Linked DNA regions of Mus musculus: region 1 is linked to region 2. Evidence: chromatin loops called from intact Hi-C (ENCODE). Cell type or tissue: heart. All regions are shown on one strand. Each heading gives the region's core, and the rest is flanking DNA. Links, peaks and the distances in the headings are about the cores only. Region 1 overlaps 4930565D16Rik (RIKEN cDNA 4930565D16 gene). Region 2 holds the start of Fhdc1 (FH2 domain containing 1).

Evidence for each region. A loop is a pair of places that touch in the nucleus more often than their neighbours do. Peaks named below come from ENCODE experiments on the same cell type or tissue, not always from the same donor. Only the 100,000 strongest peaks of a DNase experiment are listed, where the experiment ranks them.
Region 1: it touches region 2 in a loop (6-fold over the local background); 16 of 42 quality-filtered maps call a loop at or near these places.

What each region holds. Positions count from the first base shown.
Region 1 is chr3:84,349,385-84,355,767 of GRCm38, forward strand. 4930565D16Rik (RIKEN cDNA 4930565D16 gene) reads right to left here. Exons shown (of 4, transcript NR_040752.1): 4 at 1-723. Among named protein-coding and RNA genes, the nearest start is that of 4930565D16Rik, 27 kb to the right of the region's middle. In heart, for the core only: a CTCF peak has its summit at 3,432 (motif pointing right); no DNase peak of the experiment used is centred there; H3K27me3 peaks cover 2,370 bases.
Region 2 is chr3:84,478,258-84,484,640 of GRCm38, forward strand. Fhdc1 (FH2 domain containing 1) reads right to left here and starts at 1,234. Exons shown (of 12, transcript NM_001205355.1): 1 at 1,092-1,234. In heart, for the core only: CTCF peaks have their summits at 1,347, 2,303 and 3,113 (motif pointing left); DNase peaks (open chromatin) are centred at 1,304 and 2,094; H3K4me3 peaks cover 2,178 bases; H3K27ac peaks cover 1,794 bases; H3K27me3 peaks cover 2,155 bases.

The DNA.
Region 1 (6,383 bases), core at 654-5,653, 130 kb before region 2:
AGTGAGTTTATTTGGACATCTGATCAAAGTGAGATCATCGAGACTATGCCCTAATCAGATATGATTGATATGGCAAAGGGGAAAGTTAAGACACAGAGGCATACATCAGAGAATGCCGCACGAAATGTCCATCCCTGAGCCCATAAGAGACAGCTGGGACAAATCGGGGGCTCCCAAAATATTCCTCCGAAGCACTGGTTTCTGGAGCAGCTAAGCCCAGAGGGGGAGTGAGAGCTGCCACCTGAGTCTGAAGCATTGTTTGATGCAGGGCATGGTTGCGCTTTCAAACACATCTTGAGAATAAGTTGGTACACGGATTTAAGAGATTCTACCTTCGCTTCTAACCCTTGATCTTCCTCCTGAACTGCTCAGCTTCAAGTTCAGGCTGTGTTTTTCTTTCGTGTTGTTATTGGATCGTAGCGATGAAGAAGCCCACGCCTCTGAACCCACCTTGCTAACCACAGTCTCTCTTCCTGCCTCTTTCCCACAGTTTCTGCCATCAATTTTGTTGGGTTTGCATGGGAAGGTACGTGTGGCGGGTGAACTCTGAGCGTGTTTGCCTTGCAGGTGGAGGCTTGTTGGAGGAGGAGGCGTAGGAGGGGTGTGCCCAGGGTGGAGATCATGGTTGGCTTCATGTGAGCAAGCTGGGGAGGGTCTATGGACTCTTGAAGGAACCTTGACATACGAATGCTGTGTTTTCTCCTTTTGCAGTCCCTGTGTGTTCTGAAAGAAACAGCACATTTGGAAAATAGATTCGAACTTTATAGGTCAGTTGAAAACTTTGGGCCACTGGACACCAGTGTTGGCCTGACCATCCCAAGAAAGGGCCTCATGCTCTAACAGGGTCTCAATCCTGACTGCCCACACCTGTGGAAGGAACCCAGAAAGCAGGTCTTGGAGACAGCGAAAGCACACTGGAAGTTGACCTAGTGTGACATTATACTCCTAATGGGTGTGTAAGGGGAAGGGGGAGGTAGTCTCCTTTGAGGTCCCATCTGTGCTGAGTGGCTAAAGAGAAGGTGATGTAATTAGGAATCTGCAGACTTCCAACTGCTGTAACACTGTGTGAATAATCCTGATAATGGCCCTCTACTCAGCAAGGGTGGCATTCAGATAAGCAGATTGCCACAGCGCTCCTGTCAGCTTAAGTTAACAGCACCTTCGATTGCCATCTGACATGACGTAACGCACCACCGTGACAGACATGTCCCTGTTGGACCTGCTAGGCCTAGGGAGAGATGATGAAACAGGGGCCCGTCTTGATGGAAAGCCTCCTTAGGAGAGGCTTGGCCTATTTTCATCCTCTGTGCTCCTGGGCAGCACTGTCATCAGTGCCTAGGCCAGCAGCAAGGACAGATGGACAGAGGCCTCAGTGTCCAAGGGAATGTCAGGGCTTCTTTCTTGTAAGGGGGCTTATGCAGAGGGACAAAGGGCTGTCCTGCAAAATGGCTACACCTTGGTTCATCAGCCAGTCTCACAGTCACCAAGCTCCGTGTTTCACACACAATGAACGAGACTTCCTGTCAGTTTTCCAGATTTTCCCTTCTCGTTTTTGGTAGTCAACTCCAGAGATCTTGGGTAACCCAGCCATCTCTGCACTCCCAACCTGTATGTTTTGACAGGCTTCACCCACACTCCCTGTTCTAAGGAGAGTTTCATAGGCCAGGCCTGGCTGTGAGAATCCATCCAGGCACAAGGATAGGCTCTGATCGGGGCCAGGCAGAGACATTTGCAGGAATTTTTGTCCCAGCCATGACAAAGAGGTTGTTAAAATAGCGTGGCTAATCTAGAATGGCCCAGGAAGCACTCCTGCCCCGTGGGAGATGAGGCTGACCGACAGGAGAAGAAAGCCAAGCAGATCTGGGGAGAGTCCTGGAGAGGGCTCACAAAGAATGAAAATATACAGTTGAATACATACACATACAACACACACACACACACACACACACACACACACACACATACACACACACACAGTTGAAAAATATGGAACCACTTCCATACTTTTTACACAACCAAGTTGTATCTAGATGCTTGAGTAGATGCTAAAAGTTGAAGGCCATTTTCTTCTCCACTCCCTACCCACTCCTGGGTTGTCCCTCCATCATTTGTTACTGTCAAGAATGGCCCCAGAGCACAGGTACCACCATAGTGTTCTCATATGCAGCTCTCTGGTCCTTACATCCTGAGAGACTGACAGGCCGATTCTCACAGAGGGCTCCTAGTCTGCCCCTATGCCCCCAGTCTCCTCAGCAGCCCCTCCTGCTCTCTTTCTACCGTCTCCATGGCTCTCTCTTTTCTTCCTTTCTTTGGCTAAGCATTTTGTTTTGTCATCAAGTGAGCCAGGGCTGCAGGTCAGGGAACAGAGGATGGGCTCCTTCTAGCCAGTCCCGGAACAACCCAAGCACCACACTGGAGAGAGGAGAAGTGAACTACAGTCCATTTTAAAACGTCTGAAATTGTGGTGGTGGCCGTGGCTGCTCAGGACTCAGGGCAAGTTGCTCAGGGCAGCGTGGTCTTCAGAGGCTCTGAGGTCTCTTGCCTGGACTTTGGTAGGCAGTCTGTGCAGCACACTTCTGCTGTGACAGAGGTGACGTTTAATAAGAAAATTAATCCTGAAGAGAAACTCTTCATGGACAGGAAGGGAGAATACAAATCAAGGCCACAGACATCTGGAGGGCCTGCCGCTATGGCCCCGGAGTAGCAGTCCCAAGGGCTGAGCAGAGCTTTTGAGGCTCAAATGTTTGCCAACGCAGACAAAGAATTTGCTTCCTACCTTCGAATTTGAAAACCCAAAGTTTGAGGTCATTGAAAAATTCAAGAAATAATACAAATCCTGTCTAAATTCCAATGAACATTTGCTTCACAATTTAGAAGAGAAATGTCTGAGTCCATACCAAAAAGGTAGGTGAATTAACATTGCAGCCAACAGAGGAGAAGAAAGGGTTTTACTGACAGGGATACTGGCTAGTAAATGTGTGGGAACTGTTGCTAAAAAAAACCTGGGGCCAGAAAGATGTCTTAATGGGTAAAAGCTGTGAATCCCCAGAACCTACATATAAAGGCTGGATTCGGTAGCACACATCTGTAAGGCCAGTGCTCCTGTGGTGAGACAGGGGAAGCACGCTGCCTGGAAGCTCTCTGGCCAGCTAGCCTGAAACAGACCACAAGCAAGAGATTCTGCCTCCGATAACAGTGAAGATGAGAATTGACTCCTGAAAGTTGTCCTCTGACCTTTACAGGAGCTGACACAAGCAGGGGACCCCACACATGGGCACATGAACACATATATGCCCAAAATGGTTTTAATGGAATTAAAGTTGAAAACAATGAAGGCTAGAGCCTGGAGAGTCAGCTCAGAGGTTAAAAACGTTTAACCTCAGAGCTGACTCTCAGAGGACCCAGATGTAGTTCCCAGCATCAACAGCAGGTGGCACACAACTGTCTGGAACTCCAGCTCCAGGGGACCTGAAGTCTCTGGCCTCTGAGGGTACCTGCACTCATGTTTACAGACACACACTCCCCCAACACACACACACACCTACACACAATAACACTGAGTTTTTAGATCACTTTGTGTAGTATGGAAATTTGAATAATATTACTGCCTTCCGGGGTATAAAAGTTCAACAGGAAATACCTTCCTACTATATCTTCTTTAATTTCTCTTAGCAATATGATTATAAATTGGGGGCCATCTAAATATACAGAATATCTGATGGCTTGGGATGGGGATCAGGAGAGGGAGGGAAGAGGGAGATGAACGGAGAACCTATGAGACCGGTAGGGAACGGAGTCTGCGCTGGTTGTAGCTAACGTGGCTTAGACTCTGTTTTCCTCTCCATCACCTCAGTAGGTTTGACCCCAACTTCTTGTGACTGTTTTGAAGGGCCTGTTTTCAGGTGCCAGGCAGTTTTCACGAGTCTGGACACAGTGGTTCCCACCAGCTGTGTATCTTGCAGGCCCCCTGGCCCTGCCAAGCCCCTGCTGGAGCAATAAGTAGTTCAGGAGACTTCTTTCCCCATGCACCAGTGGTTTTGTCAAACGAAATTTAATCCTTCCAAATCAGGGGGATTACTCGGGGTAAGCCATTAAAATTGTTCATTAAAATGCTGATGTCCCATTGCTGTTCTCCCGTGTGTAAGCACTCTCCCAGAGCCTGGTATGTGGTGCCACCTTGCTCTGCTCCAGTCTAACTCAGGTGACATCTAGGACATGGACATGACTTGCATTTCTTCCTGGCCCAGAGGAACCCTCCCTCCATGGTGGGCACAAAGCTTAGGAAAAGATGTGTGTTTTAAAGATACCTTCAAGTTCAGAGGACATTGGATAATTTGGAATAAATATATCAGAATATTTCTAACATGGGCAAAATAGCTTTGGCAAAGTATAAGCTATGGCCCCCCTGTATCATCCAAAATGAAAACCAGGAAACATCACAAAATTCTAGTAGGTGCGTTTTCCATTCTTCCACATGAAGAGTGCTGCCACACAGTGAAGACTGCTAGCGGCGGAACCCGCTGGAAGGACTCACCTGTCTGTACAAGAACAACACCTGGAGATGAGGAAGGGCTGAGGATGGGCCTCTGTCATGGGTAGTGCTATACACACAGCAGTGAGCTGGAGAGCCTCCCAAAGGCCCAGTCCCCACCCACAGCATTACGGGGATGTGGTGGAGAACTGGGGCCTTGTGAAAGAAGGGTTGGCCACTGGAGGTATGCACTGAAAGAGACAGTGGCCCAGGCTCTTCCTTTCCCTCTGTTTGCTTCCTACCATGAAGTACTGGGCTGCTACAGGCCCAAGGCGACAGGACTGTGCAACTGTGGATGGAACCTGGGAAGCTAAGACAAATACACCAATCTCCTTACAAGCTGGATATCGGGAGTGCTGGTGTTGGTTGGTGTCTTAGTCAGGGTTTCTAGTCCTGCACAATCATCATGATCAAGAAGCAAGTTGGGGAGGAAAGGGTTTATTCAGCTCACACTTTTCACATTGCTGTTCATCACCAAAGGAAGTCAGGACTGGAACTCAGGCAGGTCAGGAAGCAGGAGCTGATGCAGAGGCCATGGAGGGATGTTCCTTACTGGCTTGCTTCCCCTGGCTTGCTCAGCCTGCTGTATTATAGAACCAAGACTACCAACCCAGAGATGGTCCCATCCACAAGGGGACCTCCCCCCTTGATCACTAATTGAGAAAATGCCTTACAGCTGGATCTCATGGAGGCATTTCCCCAACTGAAGCTCCTTTCTCTGTGATAACTCCAGCCTGTGTCAAATTGACACAAAACTAGCCAGTACAGCTGGGATTTTTGTTTGTTTGCCGTTTTTGTTTTGTTTTGTTTTGTTCTTGTCGCCATCACAGAAAGCTGATGTGATTGATGTAGGTAAGCAGTGGGGAAACTATGAACCAGAGATGGAGCTGGGATACGCAGGCTTGCTCAAAGTGCAGCATATGGGCCACTTATCAACAACTGATAGTTTGGGAAGAAGTGCAAGTAAGTATCTGAGAAAGATGGTAACACACACTGTGCAATGAACCAGCTATAGGTATTTAGAGCCTTGTGGCAGAGAATTTCAGTGTTTAGAGCTTTCTGATCAATACAAGAAAAGCCCATGCAGCTGACTGGGTCAAGAGAGACCCTTCAGACATTGTGGTGTGTGTGTGTGTGTCTGTGTGTGTGTGTGTCTGTGTGTGTGTGTCTGTGTGTGTCTGTCTCTGTGTGTGTCTGTCTGTGTGTGTGTGTGTGTGTGTGTGTGTGTGTACTTGCTGAAGACTGAACTGGGAGCTGTGGTGTACTAAGTTTGTGTTCTTTCACTGAATTACATCCTAGAGCCCATCACTGAGCATCCACGATGATCCAGGTGCCTTATACATCTACCTGAATCTTTCCCAAAACCCAAGAAGCAGAGTCACCTTCGCTCCAGTTCCCAGGAATGAAAATCTTTTGTCGGAATAGGATAGAGAAGCAGGATGTGGAACTGAGGCCTGTGTGAAGTCAGGGGGCAGCTCTCTCTTCTCCAGGATGCCATCTCTTCTCCCGGATGGTGTAACCACCTGGAGCCACACAATGAACTGTGGAATGGCTACAGACACAGAAAGAAAAGGAAAGTCGTGGGGGGAATGCATAGGGGTACTGACCAGAGCATGAGGGTGAGGAGGTTTCCGGGGTGAAAGATTTCACTGAGTAAGATCTTGTTGGCACTATGATAGCTTTTTAGATGGAGCAAGGAAAAGATCACAATGTTGTCCCCTCGCGGTGATGTGACAATCCAGGGTGAAATGTTATAGACATGCACAAATATGTATAATTAAGGAAAGAACTCAACACATGCTACAAAGCACAGGTTCGAGGAGACAATCTAAGTTGTAGGATCCAGGCATTG
Region 2 (6,383 bases), core at 906-5,905:
CAACTATCCCATCAATCTCCCTAAGACAAACACAGGCAGGCTTGTATTTAACGTCTCCCCTACAGCGAGGAGGCCGTTAAATGCAGAGCTGTCACCAATAGGCTTTCTGATGACAGAACCCATCTTCAAGTCTGCTGAGTGATAACCACCACCGGTCATCAGAGGTGGGGTTACTGTCCCTCCCGCTGGGGATGCTGCTCTGCTGCTCAGCTCAGCATCTTTTAACTCCAATTTCAGTGAGGGATGCTATGATCAAGAACTTAACCTTCAGCGTATGATCAGCCAGCACACAGGGTTAGAATAAGACCATTCCTAAGGGTTCCTGGAAGAGCTGTGTGGCCCCTAGCTCTAACCAGAGCTTTCTCAAAGGAGGGTCTGCACGCTCTGTTCAACAGTAATAAAAAGTGACACAGAGCCAGATGGCTTTCCTCTTGCCTCTTGACATGTGTCACAGATGAGCCTGAGCTGGGAGTGCAGCCCGTCCACCTGAGGAACTGAGGAAGAGGCTAAGCTACATACACAGTATTCTTAGTTGGGAAAAGAGAGAGAGGGCTGGGGGAAGTTCCCGCCTTTCGTTAATACTATTCTCTTCTCTCTACTCACTCCTTAAGGAACATCTCTCCACCTCGACCTGTCTTTTCAAACCCTTTCTTGATCAAGAAATACAGTCAGTTTGCGAGCAGCAGTCTTACCTGGCCCTTCAGCCGGCCTAGAGTACCCACGACGGCAGGTTTAATCTGTCACGTCACATAAACAAACATTCACAGCTGCCTGTTTCTGATAGCACATTTCCAGTCTCTTCTCCCCTAGTTCCCAAACCAGGAAGAATAGGCCCAGGAGAGCCGAAGGATGCTCTCGGAGAGACAGAAGCTCCAGGAAGACAACGGGGACTAAAGAGGGTGCTCGCAGGGTGTCCAACTCAAAGTAGAATTTCTTTAAACACTAGCTCCAGGTCTTTATGAAACTCGCCCGGAACAGGGGAGGGAGGGAGCACCCAGAAAGATTTCTTTCCAGTCAGGATGGACGAAGTCCCAAGTCTTGCCCACTACCTCTTTCGGTCTCTAGCCCCTCGCTTTGGCGAATCCACTCACCAAAAGGCCCTTGGCTCCGCCGGCTCCCGAGGCGCTTAGCCCAAGCCCCCCGAGGCTACCAGCGTCCCGCAGCTGCGCAGCCCAGGATCCCGGGACAGCAGACGAGCTTCGAATGGGCGGTCCCCGCACTAGCTCAGAGGCCGCCTTATCTGGGCCGGGAAGGCGCGCGTCCGCGGCGAAGAGACGCCCACACGCGCCACGCAGGATCCCTAGCAGGGACAGTAGGGACAACCCTCCCGGGAAAGGATGGACTCTCAGCTTCCATGAGTGCCCCGCACTCTCCAGTCTCGGACCATCTCAGAGGCCATGGAGGCCAGCCGCGAAACCCCTGGGGCTTCTTCTGTGCCTATCCGACCGGGGGTGGCTCGTCCTGTCCAAGCTTCCCCGCCCAAACCGGGGTCCCAGCTCTCTATGGAGCTCGTGGTTCACGGAACAGTGGCCGCCAGCCGCTTGGACCACCGCTGCGGCGATACCGTGTAGTCCCCAGCGTGGGCTCCTGGGAGAAGGGCTCTCGGCCGCACTGCGGTTTTGCACCGAGAGAGGGGGAATGAACCCGCGACAGAAACGCAAAAAGGAGTCTCTGGGGCTGGGGAACCGTCACGCTCGGGGACCATGGGTGACTGCCAACCCGCCACTCCACAAGCGCCGACGCCACTTCGGAGGTGAACTTCCAGGGAGGTGTGCAGTCATTGGAAGTCTACCCCCACATCACTATAGCAGGAGCGAGTCCTCGCTAAAAGGGACTTCTGTGACCTGCGCGACCCGCATAAGTGCCACGAAAGCTAATCAAACCTCCGAGGTCCCACCCGCGGACAGCGCTACACCGAGCTCAGGGTCCGATGCCGAGCCAGTCGGGCGCATATGCGCCTCGGGGCACAGGGCCTGCGCTCCAGGATCAGGTCCCCGGAATCCGGAACAGAGCTCGCGCTTCACCGCATCCTCCCCGCGCCGCTGCTCAGCCCAGCATCCCGAACCCAGCCTGGCAGCCCGGGCCCTAGCTCCCGTCGTCCCGCACTCACCGCGCCCCCGCTCCCGGCGCCCGCGCAGCCTCCGCCCGCTGTCCCGGCGCCGCCGTCTCTCCGCAGGACTGCAGGCCGGGGACGGTGAGGGGGCAGGGCGGTGCGGAGGGGCGGGGCCGCTGCAGGTAACAATGCTGCCTACCCGGCTGCTCCTCCAGCCGGCCGCAAAGGACAGCACGCCCTTTCCTGCTCTGCTGCTTCCCTCGCTCCCCCTTCAACCCGAACAGCACCGCCACTGAGCTCGCCCTCGCCAGCTCCGGGCTCCCGAGACTCGAAAGCCGCCGCCCAGCACGCTGCTCCTGGCACCTGAAGACCAGCTCGGGGCTGGGCGGGCAACCACAGAGGACGATGGAAATTGCTGCAGGGAAAAGATGAGCCTTGGTGTCCTAATGGAGCGAAGTGGGAGGCGCCACGGTCGCTACTGAGCAGGTCACCGCCTTCCACAAAAGGAACCTCTGCGGCAGTCTCCTGGACACCCTATCCCGCGCACACGCAAGAACACCCCACGCACATTCGTAGGCACGCATGCACCTTTATATCACACACACACATTCACACACCTCCGCTCCACTCCACAGCTTCTCTTTGGAGCTTAGCGCTTCTCAGGAGGTCCAGAGCGGTGTAGAGGTCTGATCCCCTGTGGAGCACGTCTCTTCTCCCACTTGTTTTCCCACCCTTTCTTTCCCCTTCCCTCCCTTCCCCTTCCTCTCCTTTATTTTCTTTTGTCTCAATGATGGTAACAAACTTTTGAGCTTTATTAAAGAAGAAGAAAAAAAAAAAAGCCTAGCAGAACTGAATGAAGGGGCTCTGTCTGGGAACTGGGAAAGAGCCCGCCCACTCACTGAAGGAAACAGGGAAGTCAGTCTAATCGCATAAATTTTTTTTTTTTTTTCAAAGTGACTTGCGAAGACGCCAGGCAGAGAGCGAAGTGAGTAGTCAAAGAAAACTTACTCTGGACAAACCGGCTGCTGGCACCTCAGCTGCCGGGGTGGGGAAGCGCCCTCTGCGGGAATGAAGTCATCCTACCCTTTTCTGGGTGCGCCCAGATAACCGACCAGAGCTTTCCTTTCCCAAGCTCTGGGGTCTAAGGACTTCCAGACACTCCACCAGGTCCTCAAGTCCTGGGCATCATTCCTCGCCTCCTTCTGCGGGTCTTGCATAGGAAAAGAGAAGTACTAGTCCAAACCAGCCCAGTATTCAAGACCCCAAAACTGTGGCAGCCTATATCTTGGTTCTTTGGCCATTAATATAGTTCACAACCCACAAACACTGAAAATATCAAGGCAGGTCTCAGGCTGGGAGCACAAGTTAGTTCAAATGAATATTGATCGGTACTCAGGTAAAAGAGTATTGAGTATTCAGTGTGAGCATGGCCTTTCCCTTTTTATTTTATTGTTTATTATTTTTGGTGCTTTGGAACATGATCTGTCTCTCTCCCTCTAGGCCTAGATGTCCTTAAACTCACTCTGCAGACCAGGCTGCCCTCCAATCACAGAGATCTGCATGGGTCACCAAGCCAGCCCCCTGTCCCCTTCTTTAGTCTGAGATTGGTCCCCTCCCTCCATCGCTCACACTGTAGGACACATGCCCTGAAAGACTAGTCCCTTTCTGCTCCAGTCTGTGGTCCCAGACGGCTGAGACGAGCAGGTCCAGAGCCAGCCTTGGCAACACTGTGAGATTTCCAAGAAGAAAAAGGCCGATTTGGAGGAGTCAAGCCCTGTGGCCCATCCTCCTCCTCTGGCCTTTGATCTCCAGCTTCTGCTCTGGCCCACAGGCCTTCCCTCTGCATCTCTGGCCCTCCCCGGTGACCCTTCTTTTCCTGAGTGCAGTCATAAGGTTCTTACAACCCTTGATCTATTGTCCATTATAATCCCATGGGGATCGCTTCTGACTTGAATCCGGGTGCCCTTTTGAAAGAAAAGCAGTAAAAATGAATACACATGGCCTTGGGTTTCCATCCTTGGAAGGGGCCCAGAAAAATGAGAGCCAATTGTTGTCAGTTATGCCAGCGACTCAGATCCACAGCCGTCTCATGGTGACACAAGTCCAGATTTAATGCCTGGAAGACAACCCACCTTCCCCTCACATTATCGCTCTTCCCTCTTTCCTTTCTCTCATGGCTGGCTTGGGAAGTTCAAGTCCCAGTGTCACCACACTAACTCTAGAGTGACGTGGTCTGCACTGCCCTTCTGCTGCCTACCATGCGTGAGACACCCACCAACCTTCCATTTTGATTTCCACCTTAGGGAAGTGTAACTGGATACCTATGTCCCAAAGCTTAGACTTCTACCTCCACTTCACCAAATTCACTGAGAAACTGCTGCGGGAACTGTTTACTGTACAAACAGGTCAAGCCTAAGGCTTTCCACATCGGTGGCTATCCTTCTTTGGGTCATGTGTGCATAGATGTGGCCTTCAGTCCGATGAAGCAGGGGCACCCTGCGTCATCTCCTGCCATCTGGGCCTTCCATCCCTATAACTTTGTGTGAGGCCCCTCAGGATAGATCTTGTTTATTTTGACTTGATTTCCTTTTTTGCACGGGAGATGGTTTGAAAGCTCTGGAGCTAAGCAAGGCAGAGCTCTCCAGTCTAGGAAGCAACATATTCATTTTCTGTCCACACCTACCCTAGGTTGGCTGTGACCAGCCAAGAGCTTTGCTTCATGTATAATAGGAAAACGTGCTAAGTAGCCTGTGGGGGAAGGCCCAGAAGGCTCCTAAAGCCTGAAGTCAGCCCGGGTACCGGATTTATGACTGCAAGGTGGCTGCTACTGATGCTGCCCTTGGGGACCAAATGGAGGGTGGTGCTGCCAGTCTCTTCCCAAGCAAGACACTCGAAGTATACTAGTTAGCATGGCTAGGGCATCACCCAGAGCCAGCAGAATGTCCTTTGGGACATACCCACTTTTCCTGCTCTCTGTGCAGCTTGCTTTGGCCTCTTCCAGAATAGTCTTTCCAGAAAGTTCCATTCCTGTCAGCAAATGAATTTTCTTTCTTCTGGCTTCCACTTCTGAGACAGTCTCAGTCCCCTCCTCCCCTCTAAAGGGGTTTAGAAATAGTGTTTATTCTGTTGTTAGGAACCAGTGACTGAACAAAACCTTCAAATTGGCACGGCTCCATTTCGGCATCCATCCTAAGGCACATCTCATCATTATAAAGCTGACTTATTTGCTAAAGGAGTAGATTTAGCTTATGTGCCGACTCCACGGGTCCCTGGACACACTGAAGTCAGTTCCCCCAGGCACACATCTGAAGAAACAAGCTGGCTTTAAATCCCTCTTCCCTGCCCCCCTCCCTCCATTCCTCCTCATATGTTTATAATAGACAGGTGTTTGCCCAGCTCAGTCTTTTCATCTTTATTCTTCTGAAAAGATTCACCTGAAGGGGCCACTTGCTCGGTGTTTAGCTTTGCCTCTTAAGGTCTGGAACTGCAGGAAGAAAGCAATGGCCAGTTCTACAGTTAAACAGTCTGGCAGATAAAGGAAAGGCTTATGAACCTGCCCAGCAGTTGCCTCTGCTAGGAGAGACCGGCACACTGTTTCCTCTAAATGGTGGCAATCACACAACAAATGAAACCTGCGCACTGTGGCTATCAGTCTGGATGCAAACTTGACTTAAACACTTACTGGAAAAAATGCAAATGTCATAGTCTTATAATATATCATACACGTTTTCGAGGTTCCCCCCCTTTTTGTTTCAATTATTCATAAAGTGTGTGTGTGTGTGTGTGTGTGTGTGTGTGTGTGTGTGTGTGTGTGTGGTGTGCTTGTAATAGTGAGAAGACCATTTCAGAGCCAGTTTTCTCCTTCTGCCCCGTGGGTTGTAGGGATGGAACTTGAGTCACAGGCTTGGCAGTAAGCACCTTTAGCCACTAAGTCGTGTTCCCCTGGACTGGCAAAATGACAATTTATTTTCCCAGGCTACAGAATTTAAATAGTAAGTTGCCTTTATGTTTAAGTAAACATCAGGCTCTGATCCTTAAGAGGGTAGAACTTCTTTTGGTCCAATGCTAAGTAACGATTTCCAAATGCGTTCTATAGCAAGTGCTTTTTCTGTTAATATCCATGGCAGCATCAACACTCCCCTGAGGCTGTGCGGGTACTTGTCAGTAACTGTGGCCGTTTTTTTTTTTTTTTTTTTTTTTTGAGGTAAGGGTCAAGAGATTAAAAATAACTCTTACCCAACATAGGTATGGGGTAATAAGATATCTGAGTACCCTTGTCCCTGCCTGCCTGCCAAGCAAACTGTTCACTTTGCCCCTTCAGGTGTGTGTG